Linked DNA regions of Homo sapiens: region 1 is linked to region 2. Evidence: chromatin contacts called from ENCODE Hi-C data. All regions are on one chromosome and are shown on one strand. The core of a region is the stretch at or near the end of the contact, and the rest is flanking DNA. Distances in the headings are between cores, read along the strand shown.

Evidence for each region. A loop is a pair of places that touch in the nucleus more often than their neighbours do. Pooled maps may share reads with other maps.
Region 1: a map of HepG2 shows a loop between it and region 2 (3-fold over the local background). The contact joins two enhancer-like sites. A Hi-C loop is called at or near these places in 7 of 168 maps with a recorded cell type or tissue (CD14-positive monocyte, CD4-positive, alpha-beta T cell, CD4-positive, alpha-beta memory T cell and 3 more), 28 of 37 single-sample maps with no recorded cell type and 22 of 50 pooled maps.

Annotation. Positions count from the first base shown.
Region 1 is chr20:16,756,493-16,763,507 of GRCh38, reverse strand. No RefSeq gene overlaps it. Among named protein-coding and RNA genes, the nearest start is that of OTOR, 12 kb to the right of the region's middle. Within about 2 kb of position 2,872, at least 4 of the 41 ENCODE cell types and tissues checked have a DNase peak (open chromatin) inside an H3K27ac peak, as active enhancers do.
Region 2 is chr20:15,698,276-15,705,077 of GRCh38, reverse strand. All of the region lies in intron 8 of MACROD2 (mono-ADP ribosylhydrolase 2), which reads right to left. Among named protein-coding and RNA genes, the nearest start is that of MACROD2-AS1, 770 kb to the right of the region's middle. Within about 2 kb of position 5,402, at least 3 of the 41 ENCODE cell types and tissues checked have a DNase peak (open chromatin) inside an H3K27ac peak, as active enhancers do.

The sequences.
Region 1 (7,015 bases), core at 1,623-4,122, 1.1 Mb before region 2:
TTCCAATCCCTGGTATGTATTTTAGCCATCTTTTACTTTCTTAGTTCAGATTGTCTATTTTGAAAAATGTAGGGTGGGAGGTTTTTGGGAGAAGGGCGGGGAATATTTTATTTATTGTAAACTTAAATTTGATAGCGACATCAAAAAAATGTCACGCAAGCCCTATTCAAACTCAAAACCAGTAACAGGCTGGCCTAGACCAGGGATTAAGTTTAGGATTCATTCAAAAATCTACGTTCACGGATGCTTGGAATATGAGATAAAGTAGCACGTTTGAAATGAGGCTTTGGGTCTCCAATTACACATATATTTCAAACAAACTCACAATTCTAATAGATGAGAACTGCATGATCTCTTTCTCCCTGTCTTAGAATTGATGCACTGGAAAGTACTTTGCACATCTAGTTATTAACGCTTAAATAAATTTTTCTCTACAAAATGAATAGTGTCAACATTAGACTAAATATGCAGTGTTTAAATTTTAATTGTATCCACAGATGCACAGAGACTCTATAAATATAATTGTGTGCCTAGGAAGCTCTTCTGAGAAAGGTTAAACAGGATGACAATAGCAAAGGTGGGGAAATAAAGAAAAAAAGAGATCCATGTTGGGGAGAGACAGCTGGTGCTATTGAAACTGACACTGCATACATTACAGAGGGGTAAAGAAGCACTATTTTTACTTGAAAAATAATAAGATGTTGTAATCATCTTTGGGAAGAAGCTGTAAAGCTAGGAGCACATGATAGCTGTTTGAAAAGCAATTAAGCAATCTCCTAGAGGAGACAGAAAACAGACCCAAGAAGAAATGAAAATAAGCCTTCAGACCCCATCATGTGTCAACCCTTCACACTGGGAGGCTTGCTGGAGCACATGAAGGGCATTTGGTGAAATGCTAAATCAGGAGCCAGGATGTGCACAACTCAAGCATGAAGCAAAAGGAACGTGCTTAAAATCATGGAGAAAGGGAATCACCAGGGCTCATTTGCAACAAGCAGCATGAAGGTTCTGTCTTGACAGCTCTGGCCAGTGTGATGAGATGTGTGCCAGGATAAGCCTGAACAAACCTATTTTTCAGGTACCAGCTCTACCCAGTGGCTTGTTAGTGAGCAAATATGCCCCAGAATGGACTTAGAAAACAAATGCACACCCAGATAATTGTTTAGGTCCTCCAGCATTCATCATTCTTCATTCTTTCAAAATTCACCTATTGATTAATATCATCTCTTAGAGTAGGGTTTCCTAACCTTGGCACATTGTCGTTTGGGTCCTGATTATTCTTTGTGAGGAGCTGTATTGTGCTTGTAGGTTGTTTAGCAACATCCTTGGCCTTTACCCACTAGATGCCAGTAGTGATCCCCTTCAGTTGGAACAAGCAAAAATGTCCTTGGACATCACCAAATGACCCTGGGGAGAGGGGAAGAGGGGAGGAATGAGAGGTCAAAGTAGCCCTGAGTTGAGAACCACCCTGTTAGACGAAGTAGAAACCCAGATTTACGTTTGTTTAATCATATTCTGGCAGGGTGTTGTGGACAGGTTGTGGGTCTTGAAGCCAGGTTATCTGGCTTCAAATTCCTGCTCCTAGAGTGAATGACTTGAGACACCAGGTTCTGTGCCTTCCAGCCACCCCATGGTGCCCCTGGAGGGAACTACAGGTTGTGTTAATTGTTTTCTAGGAAGTTTCTACTCTCTGAGCTCAAGGTGCTATTGCTGCTTTTCTATAAATGGATTAAATCAACTAAAACTATCTACAAACTCTGCAGGGCTCCATATCAAAACAAACATACAAGTAGGTTTGAAAGTGAAATGTCAGCTTTCCCCTAGTATGTGTATTTTCAGAATCAATCAAAGTGACTATAAGGTTAGCAATAAAGGCATATTAATACCCATATCTATGCCATGTGTCAAGCAGATTTTAAATTCGTGTGTGCTGGGAGTGAGGGGGAGTATGGAGAGTACCTGAGAAGGCAGCCCTGACAGTGACAATTCCAAATGCTGTTGAGAACCACTCACACCCTGGGTTGTTGATTCTAGTCCAGAAATGTCTCTCTGGATGCCAGATCTCAAACTGACCACTGGAGGTCATCCTTGTCCCACCAAAGCTTCTCACTTAAGACTAACTTGCACAGCAGAAAGTTTCAGCAGAAGCAAATCAAGGAGAAAATGTGAGGCTGTATTAGCGACCCGACCCACAGAGGTTGTGGCAGGGACTAGATTGTGAAAGGACGAAATGAAATGAAATGAAAAGCCACCTTGGGCGGAGCTAGTAAAGTCAATGCAACACCCAAATGCCCTTGAATGCCATTGTAGTGTTTTCACACACCTCCTGGCTTCAGTGGTATTTATTGCCAATGCCAGAACTTCCAGCTGCCTTGAGACCTCTTTATCTATATGCAAAACTGCCTAAAAATTATGCTTTCTCACCAAAACCCTGAATCCATAACTGACAGGCCACAAGAAAGCTCAGCTTCCTCTCCTTAGGTCCAGGCAACTCTGAGATGTAACTTTCCAGCTCCCAGAGGCCCCTGTGGGATCAGGCACCAACCAGCCACTGTAGGACCTTGCCTGAGATTGCAGCTTGTCTGAGATTCCTCCCCTTCCGTGTCCTGCAGTCCCTCTCTGCCTTACCTATTTTCCCTGGGAGTCATTATTTGACAAATCATTGTACGTAAATCCTCATTACAGGGTCTGCTTCTGGGGAATCTGACCCAAGACACTGGTTTAAACTTGATGCTCAAAACTTTTGATTTTTTTCCCCCATGGTCGTCTACCTGGCTGCTTCAGGTAACCGTGGGATTTGGGAACACATATTACCTAGAGTAGCCTCCGTGCCCCTTGGCATTTTCCTGCAGGACAGACCGGTATTGCAAGTCTATTCCTGGGCCTCAGCAGGCTCAGCTGACCTCTCCGTGTCTGTCCATCGCAACATTGGCTAAAGTGGTTTGCAGAAACCTATGTGTCTGCTTGCGGTTCCTGGGAATCCAGGCTTGAATCTGTCTGCTAATCCATTTGTAGCAGCACTAAGAGTAGTAATTTAAAGCCCAGGGAAAGATCTAGGAGCAGATAAAAAGATCCTTAAATTATTTCAGAGTCATGAGGGGCAAGGGAGGCGAAGGAGCTGGAAGAGATCTGACAAGCCATGAATGGATCCAGTGAGAGGGTAGGGTGCACACCTGGGTGGGTGTTTCACGGGGGAAAAACCTGGCTGTGACTCAGGATTTCTGCCTTTGGTTTGTAGAAACCTAAGCCCCAACATTGGCTTTTTATTTTTTTTTTCCCAGTTCAACATAGCATTGCTCAAGCAAATCAGCATTCTCATCTCAACTGATTCATTTGGCCATTGTAAATTCATAAGCTGAAGTGAATAGAGAAAAGGGAGGGAGAGTTGGAAGAGATGGAAGGAGGGAGAATTGGTGGGGTATTAGCAGCACTACCCTAATTTTTTACCCCCACAACATGCTGACTTTAGCATAGCGTGCGCTTGAGAAAAATGATTAAAACAATTGCTCACGTGTGACAGAAAAGTAATTTCCATTTAGAAAAATATTTAAATCAAAAGACAGGGAGCATTCTCTTTGTTAATAATGGGCTAGATTACATAGAGGGTAGATTATATAAAGTGTGTGGATCAATATATCATTTTTCTGATTAAGTTACTGATATACTATGGTATTTGCAGGGGATGCAGCCCAGAAGACCTTTATGTGGTGAAATTGTGTTTCAGTGGTATCATAAGGAAGATTATTAGCTTTTTTCTTATTTTTTCCACCATTTTCAGATAGATGAGGATGATGGTTGAAGAAATGAGATTTTTTTCCCAGTGCATTTGATCTTATTTCTTCTCTCCACTCATAGCAGAAATACCCACTTCCTCCAGAGATTAGTTTAAATACTACATGAATAAGCTAAACATTTCCCTGTACTAAACCTGATCCCTGAGGATATTCACATCCCCTCAGCCAATAAACCTTAGAAGCAGTGATGGGCCCCATTTATCTGAGGTCAGAAGTGGGTGATGCTAGAGAGAATGACACTCTCATCTTCTAAGCTTAGGAAATACGCCATGGTGTTCTAAAAGTTTACTGCACAAAAACTGCTGCTAAATTTAGTCACAATGTTCATTGTGAACAATGAACTAAGTCATCTGTGACTCAAATATTTTTCACACAGACTATGTCTTCACAAAAGCAGTTCAGGAGTGGGAAGGAGGGATTGTAGGGGGATGGTGACTACAATAACCCAAATGTTTCTGGTAAAACTCTACTGACAATTCCAACAATTACTTCAGTTATTCCATTTCATTTTGCCATTTCACACAGCAATTCTGAAAAAAGTCTTGCTAGGCCTGCTTCAGAAAGGATCTTATGAATTCCTGGCCAGGCATTTAAAGGATTGGTTTCTAATCTTAATATCTGATGGGGATTCTGATTTCTGACTTACCTCTTACAGTTTTACAGAAAGCAAAAGTAGCAGTTTCAACCACATGCCCCTTGAAAAAGAGATATAACTTTTAACAAAAGGAGTGCTATTACAGCAACAATATGCTGCCCAGTCTTCAGGGAGGAGCTTAAGTGGCTTTCAGCAGGTAATCGAAGCCCTGCCTTAAATTGCTCTTTCCTGCTATTTCCTGAAGGTTTGTTTCCATGAAGTAGCCAAGAAAGGGAACTCAAAAGCCCATACACTGAAAATGAGGTGTTCTGCAGATGTAAAGACCCATAAACTAGGTCATTATTAATAATTTCTACAGCACTATAAATGTTTTATTCAAAAGGATCACTGGCCACTTTTGTATTAGTCATCCCAAGGACAAGTGCTCACAGAATTGGCTAAAGTCGAGTGAAGTCACCATTGGCTGGGTGTAGGACAGCAGGGAGAGTAGAATGGCCTCCTGCCATTTGCAATGTTATTCATTCCAGGATCCAAGAGACTGAGGGAGAGAAGGACTTAAGGTAGGAACATGGGAGCATATAAGAGAACAAGACCTTCCTGGTTTGATCTCTTTTGCCTAGTGCCCACCCAGACATTAAGAATAACATTTGTCAAGAAACAGAGAGAGAGAGAGAAAGAGAGTTTTCACTGTTATGCAAAGTATTAGTAACATGCCTTGCAGACCATTTCAGAAAAAAACTGTGGAGAAAAGCAAGAGCGTTCTAGAAGGAAAAGATGCTCAAGATATACTTCTAATTCACTAAAAAGAAGTCTAGTTCTTCAAACATTTCAAAATGTTTTAAAACCCTCTCATTTTAAAGTTTAATTTTACTACCATTTATTACATACAACCGTGTACTGTGTAGTGTGCTGGGTGATTTTGCATACAGTATCTAACTTAATGCTCACAATTATCCCAAAGATAGTTACCCTCCAAAGGCATTACCCATTTTTTAGATAAGTGAATTGGTAAGCAAGTGGTTAGTTGAACATGGTCCCACAAACAAAAGAAGCCTGAGCCATCATTCCTCACAATGTGGAAAAATTCCTGAAGTTCTGAGACCTATAATGATCCCCATTTCATGTATTCCACTGACATTTACGTAATATAAGGAAACCAGTAAAACATAGCCTATTCAAATCACTCGTATTTATTATAGGATTACTTAACAAAGTTGTATCCAATATAAAATCACGCAATCTCGTAATCTATCCAGAATAAACTTCTCATTGGCATGCATCCCCCACCCATGTATACTTTTTTAGAGGATGATATGGTTCGGCTGTGTCCCCACCCAAAATCTCACCTTGAATTGTAATAATCCCCACACATCAAGGGCGGGACTAGGTGGAGATAATTGAATCATGGAGGCAGTTTCCTCCATACTGTTCTTGTGATAGTGAGTGAGTTCTCGCTAGCTCATGAGATCTGATGATTTTATAAGGCTTTTATAAGGGACTTCCCCCTTTGTTCGGCTCTCATTCTCTCTCCTGCTGCCATGTGAAAAAGGACATGTTTGCTTCCCCTTCCACCATGATTGTAAACTTCCTGAGGCCTCCCCAGCCGTGTGAAACTGTGAGTCAATTAAACCTTTTTTCTTTATGTATTACCCAGCCTCAGGTATGCCTTTATTAACAGCGTGAGAACAGACTAATACAAAGGAGTAAAAGCCACAGTACCTCAGTCTCCAGATGGGCACCTGTTGTGGTCTATGGAGGCATTCTGTCTTCACTGTGCTTTGGATCTTGCACAAGACTCTTATCAGAGTGAGGTTCAAAATTTCTAACCAGAGACTTGGACTTCTAGCATCAAGAAAGCAGAGGGACAGAATACACTTCTGTCCTCATAGCAATTGTCATCAAGCTATGGAAACTCAAGGTGCTTACACTGTGGTGAGAAACTCTCTTTTGGAGATTGTTTCCCCCAGAGATGTTGTTACATGAGCTTTGGAGAAGACAAACATCCAAACCATATCACCATCCTTGCTAAGATGGTGATCCTTGCTAAGATGGTGATATGGTTTGATGTTTGTCCCCTCCAAATCTCATGTTTAAATGTAATCCACAATGTTGGAGGCGGGGCCTGGTGGGAGGTGTTTGGGTCATGGGGGTGGATTATTCATGAATGGCTTGGTGCCCTCCCCAAGGTAATGAGTGAGTTCTGGCTCTATTTGTTTGTGTGAGAGCTGGTTGTTTTAAAAAGCCTGGCACCTCCTCCCCTCTCCTCTCTCTTGCTCCCTCTCTGGCTGTATGACATGCTTGCCCTCCTTTCACTTTCCACCTGAGTACCAGCTTCTTGAGGCCTCACCAGAAGCCAAGCAGATGCCAGTGCCATGCTTCCTATATAGCCTGCAGAATCAGGAGCCAAAAAAACCTCTTTTCTTTATGAATTATCCAGTCTCCGATACTTCTTTATAGCAATGCAAAATGGACTAACACAGAAAATTGGTACCAAGGAGTCTGGAATTGCTATAAAAATACCTGAAAATGTGGAAGTGGCTTTGGAACTGGGTAACAGGCAGAGATTGGTAGAGTTTGGAGGGCTCAGATGAAGACAGGAAGATGAGAGAAAATTTAGAACTTCTTG
Region 2 (6,802 bases), core at 4,153-6,652:
GAGAAAACTTGGGGAAGTAATAATAGAAATTAATAAATGACCGTGAGAATTAGCAGCAGAGTAATCAAGCAGTACACATTTATTGAGCAACTACTCCAGAAAGGGAACTATATTTCACCTCTATGGGTGACTGGAACACCTTCAATCCTAAAGGGGCCTATAATCAAGGCTGGAAGAGGTAAAACATACATGCATGTATAAAGATAATGGGCAGTACCAAAGAGCAATAAAGAAATACTTGAGTGATTCGTGACTTCAAATATTTATGCCTTGCCAGTACTACTGATTGAACACAGCCATGATTCTCTTCACTACTTTTATTTTCCATCTACTTTCAACTCCTATTCTATTTTATGTCCATTTTATGTCCATCTTCTAGCACCTTGCTACTCAAAAGTTGTTCCATGGACCAGGAGCCTCAGCATCACCTGGGAGCTTGTTAGAATGGCAGCATCTCAACCCCACCTTATACCCACAGAATCTCAATCTGCATTTAACTAGGTCCCTACATGATTCATATAAATATTTAAGTTTGAGTAGTACTGCTCTGGTAGACACTGATCTCTAACATCTATCAAATACACCATATTAATATTACTCATACTATATTATGTACTACAATACAGCTCAATCTCTAACGGAGGGTTTTTTTTCAATGCCTTATGCAGGTTTTTGTAGTAGTAGTGGAGGATTTCCTCGAATAGGAAGAACTGAGTTCCTCAGAATGTTTTATTTGTGAACAGGAATTATTTCCTATCTGTGAGTAACTGCTAAAATGTGTGATATTGATAATGAGACCACAGGAGAACAATGGAAGATGCAATTTCTTCAGGCTAAAGGATTCAGAGAAGGTGTCACGGGGAAGATGGAACAGAAATGAGCATTAAAAGGTGGTTAGATTTAGGAAATTAAATAAATAAATAAATAAATAAATAAACAAACAAACATTTCAAATAGGAAAACAATAGCAAAGGCAAAAGCCCTGACTAGAGTAGGAGGGGTTAGGATGGTGTGGCTCCAAGATGGTGTCAGTCATTCTCACCCCCTGGTATTCATGCTCCTGTGTCATTACCACTTTAATTAAGACTGATCTGTGTCAAAAATATAATATTGCTGAAATAATAGAGTGTGATTTCTGGGGCTATATCTTAAAAGACACTGTAAAGTAAATTTTAAAAATTTACAAAATAAGACATCGTGGCTTATGTTTTCTTTTCTTGCCTCACTTGCTCTGTGAGGAGTAGCCTCCGTGGCATGAGGTGAGGTCCAAAGCAATACCAGCACCAATTTGCCAGCTCAACGGTGCATTCACTGTATGAGGATCCTGTAGACCCAGCTGAGCCTTCAGATGAATAATCCAGATCAGCATTGTAAGTGCAACTTCATGAAACACCCTAAAGCAAGAACTACCAAAATAAGCCACTCCCCAGACTCTGCCCCACGGAAACTACAAGATTTAAAAAGGAAAATCTATTATTGTGTTAAGAACACAATTTTGAGATAATCTGTTATTAGTCATCAGTAACTCATATTAGTAGCAAATAATCAATAAAGTTTATTTGGAAGATGGTGAGTCAATCAGTGTGGCTTTAGTGGAGAGTTTATAGACTGGGGGTTGTAAGTTAAGATACCTCCAGGGTTCTGGCAGAAGAATTACAAGAGTGAAGTGACTCCTTCCTGAGTCAGAGAGAAAATAGGAAGTGACAGAGGCTGTGTCAACATGGTAAGCCCATTGCTATCTCCATTCTGGGCAGGTCCATGCAGAGCTGAGACTGTGGGAAATGTCAGGTGGAAGATATAGTAGTGGTCATGGTTTGGTGTCACAATGTGGAATAATTAGAACAGATCTTTATTCTGTCAAGAAGGGTATCTCCTAGGTTTTCTTGCAGAATTCTAATAGCTTGAGGTCTTACATTTAAATCTTTAATCAATCTTGGATTAATTTTTGTATTTGGTGAAAGGCAGAGGTCCAGTTTCATGCTCTGCATGTAGCTAGCCAGCTATCCCAGCACCGTTTATTGAATAGGGTGTCCTTTCCCCATTGCTAATTTTTGTCAACTTTGTCAAAGATCAGATAATTAATTGCAGGTGTGTGGCTTTATTTCTGGGTTCTCTATTCTGTTCCATTAGTCTATGTGTCTGTTTTGTACCAATACTATGATGTTTAGGTTACTGTGGCCTTATAGTATAGTTCGAAGTTGGATAACGTAAAGCCTCTGGCTTTGTTCTTTGGCTTAGGATTGCTTTGTCTATTTTGGCTCTTTTTTTGTTTTTCAGTTCCATATGAACTTTAGAATAGTTTTTTCTAATTCTGTGAAAAATAACGTTGATTTTCCTTGGCAAAGAATTTATGGCTAAGTCCCCAAAAGTGATAGCAACAGTAAAAACTGACAAGTGGGATCTAATTAAACTAAAAAGCCTCTTGACAGTAAAAGAAACTATCAACAGAGTAAACAGATAACCTACAGAATGGGAGAAAATATTCACAAATTATGCATTCAACAAAGGTCTAATATCCAGAATCTATAAGAACTTAAACAATTCAACAACAGCAACAACAACAACAAATCCCTTAAAAATGGGCAAAGGATATGAACAGACTCTTCTCAAAAGAAGACATACAAGTGGCCAAGAAACACATGAAAAAATACTCATCATCACTAAACGTCAGAGAAATGCTGATCAAAACCACAATGAAATATCATCTCACACAAGTCAGAATGACCATTAACAAAAACTTAAAAAAATAACAAGTGCTGGCATGGTTGCAGAGAAAAGGGAATACTTATACACAGCTTGTGGGAATGTAAATTAGTTCAGCCACTGTGGAAAGCAAGTTGGAGATTTCTCAAAGAACTTAAAATAGAAATACCATTTGACCCAGCAATCCCATTACGGGGTAGATACCTAAAGGAAAATAAATCACTCTACCAAAAAGATGCATGCACTTGTATGTTCATCACACCATTGTTCACAATAGCGAAGACATGGAATCAACCTAGATGCCCATCAATGGTAGACTGGATAAAGGAAATGTGGTACATATACACTCTGGAATACTACATAGCCATAAAAAAGAATAAAACCATGTCTTTTGCAGCACCATGGATGCAGCTAGAGGCCATTATCATAAGCAAATTAATGTAGGAACAGGAAACCAAATACCACATGTTCTCAGTTATAAGTGGGAGCTAAACAGTGAGTACTCGTGGATATAAAGATGTGAATAATAGACACTAGGGACTACTGGTTGGGGAGAAAGAGAAGGGGGCATAGCCTGACAAACTACCTATTGGGTACTATTTACTACCTGGGTGATGAGACCATCTGCACCCCAAACCTCAGCATCACCCAATATGCTCCCATAACAAACCTGCATATGTACGCCCTGAATCTAAAATAAAGTCAAAATTACTTTTAAAAAACCTTATTCTGGAGGCAATCATCAATTCATAACTATATTAAGGATATTTTCTCTGGAAATGTTACCTAGAATACACTGAAAGGAGAAAGTACTGAGAGGAAAAGAATAGTTTAGAGATATTTTAATCATGCAAACTTGAAGCCATTGGAACATGCGCTAGAGTTATAGAAATATGAATGAAGATGTTATCCTTAAAAGAAGTAAATATATAATAATAAGGTTACGAATAATTGAAAGTAGAATACCTCAATTAAGATGTTCTCTTATAACTTTTCTTTAAATCTCACTAAATTTTTAGTGCCCTGTTAGAATGTAAGCTCCATCAGGACATCAGCTCCATACTTTTGTACATGACTTATTGCATACAAAACCCAGAATGCAGATTTTTGTGTGGAAAATCACGGATAATATTGCAGGTTTCCAGGCCATAGTCTCTGTCACAACTACTAAACTCTGCCATTGTGGCACAAAAGCTGCTATGGACAATACATAAATAAATGTGAGGTGCTCCAGTGAAACTTACAAAAAGAAGAAAGGGCCAGATTTGGCTCAGGGGCTGTAGTTTGCCAATTCGTGGGCTGGACTAGTGGAGGTCAGCAGTTCTCAAAATTTGGTTCCCAGATCAGCTGAACCAACATGAGCATCGTCGGTTAAACAGCTGAATGGGGCTCAGTGATCTGTATTTTAATAGGTTCTCCAGGTGGTGAATGCTGGTTTGAGAAACATTTGTGTAGGCACTCAATAACACTTATGTGATAGATGAATGAATTAATGATTTATATCTCCATACATGCTAACTTTTGTCTCTATTACAATCATATATAAGATAGTATTTGGGATCACAAAATTATACGTGTGCTTATTAAGTCTAGCTCTGGGTATTAATATTTCATGGTATCCCACAAAGCAGGCCATGGCTTGCAGGCACTTTACCATCTAACGGACTTTGAAAACCACTAATCTAATACAGCTGCCTTGTTTTAAAAGACAACAAAATTGAGGTCTTCTACAGTTAATTAACTTGGCCAAGCTACATGTAAATGCTGAGTTAAGAAAAAACACGCATCTTTATGTAAATAAATATGCCTCACATATAATCTTACGTGTTTGGGCTTGCCAGAGAAACCAAACATTCAGGGGGAAAAATAAGAGAAAGAAAGAAAAGAAACGGGCAGACTGCTAAGCTCAGGAAATCTTGCAGCAAAGGCACTTCGGAGCCGAGTTGGGGCAGCGGCAGAGCAGGGATTCCACGCCCCAAGGGAACAGATGCCCCTGCGAAACCATCGCCAGTGCCGCGTCCTTGCAGCCTGATGCTCCCTCACATCGGGGACTCCGGATCTCTCTCAGCTCCTTTGGGTTGCTCTCTCAGAGAGCTCCTGGGATCATGTCAGACGGGAGGCAAGACCAGATTGCAGCTCTAGACAGAGCAGCATGCAGAGGCTTGCATTGTGAATTTTAGCTTCAGAACTGCAAGAACAAACCAGCAATCCCGAAAGGACTCACAGACCCTCTGTAGGAAGCAGACTGCTCCTGCAGGACCCGAGAGACCCCCAAATATTGAGTGCCCCAACTGCGGAACTGAGAAAGGGAGACCCTCCTCTCCCAAACACACACCCCCACTGGAGAAGCTGAAGGTCTGTTTGCAGAAATTTCTGACTTTACCTGGAGCTGAGTCAAGTTAGTGAGTCGAGTAAAGGTGTGGGGGAGGGTAGAAGAAGCAGCAGAAAGGCCCTGGGGGCTTCCTAGGTCCCCAAGCAGCCCATTCCTGCCTGGCACCACAAGGATCCATTGGAAGGATGGCCAGAGGAGCAGGGGGTAAAACTCCACAGGGAGAAGGAATTCTCTAGTCGAACTTTGTAACAATTTGAATGAGCTGAGAAGCCTCCTGGCAAGAACTCAGGGGAGGGCACAAATCCGGAGTGCAGACGTCACAGGTGGAGGAGGGAAGAACTAAAGCCCTTTCTTTCGCAGCTGGGAGGTGGATGGCCTTGGGCAAGTTTTCAGGCCCGTCTCACCCTCCGCCTGGAAACAAACTCGGGGCTGTGGCAGGGGACACAGCGGCGGCTCTGATGCTTTCTGGAAAGCGCCCCCTCCTGGCAGGAGGCCAACCAGCACAAAAACAGAGCATTAAACCACCAAAGCTAAGGACCCTCACGGATTCCATTGCACCCTCCACCACCTCCAGCAGAACAGGTGCTGGTATCCGTGGCTGAGAGACCCATAGACAGTTCACATCACAGGACTCTGTGCAGACAACACCCAGTACCAGCCCGGAGCCAGGTAGACTCCTTGGGTGGCTAGACCCAGAAGAGAGACAATTACTGCAGTTCAGCTCTCAGGAAGCCACATCCACAGGAAGAGAGGGAGAGTACTACATCAAGGGAACACCCCATGGGACGAAAAAATATGAACAACAGCCTTCAGCCCTAGACCTTCCCTCTGACAGAGCCTACCCAGAGAAGGAACCAGAAAACCAACCCTGGTAATATGACAAAACAAGGCTCTTCAACGCCCCCCAGTAAATCACACTAGTTCACCAGCAATGAATCCAAACCGAGAAGAAATCCTTGACTTACCTGAAAAAGAATCCTGGAGGTTAATTAGTAAGCTAATCAGGGAGGGACCAGAGAAAGGCGTAGCCCAATGCAAAGAAATCCAAAACATAATACAAGAAGTAAAGGGAGAAATATTCAATGAAATAGATAGCTTAAAGAAAAAGCAATAAAAAATTCAGGAAGCTTTGGATGCACTTTTAGAAATGCAAAATGCTCTGGAAAGTCTCAGCAATAGAATTGAACAAGTAGAAGAAAGAAATCCAGAGCTCAAAGACAAGGTCTTTGAATTAACCCAATCCACAACAAAGACAAAGTAAAAGGAGTAAGAAAATATAAACAAAGCCTGCAAGAAGTCTGGGATTATGTTAAATGACCAAACCTAAGAATAATCAGTGTTCCTGAGGAAGAAGACAATTCTCAAAGCTTGGAAAACGTATTTGGGGGAATAATTGAAGAAAACTTCTCTGGCCTTGCTAGAGACCTAGACAGCCAAATACAAGAAGCACAAAGAACACCTGGGAAATTCATCACAAAAAGATCTTCACCTAGGCACATTGTCATCAGGTTATCCAAAGTTAAGACGAAGGAAAGAATTTTAAGAGCTGTGAGACAGCAGCACCAGTAACCCATGAAGGAAAACCTATCAGATTAACAGCAGATTTCTCAGAAGAAACCCTACAAGCTAGAAGGGATTGGGGCCATATCTTCAGCCTCTTTAAACAAAACAATTATCAGTCAAGAATTTTGTATCCAGGGAAACTAACCATCATATATGAAGGAAAGGTACAGTCGTTTTCAGACAAACAAATGCTGAGAGAATTCG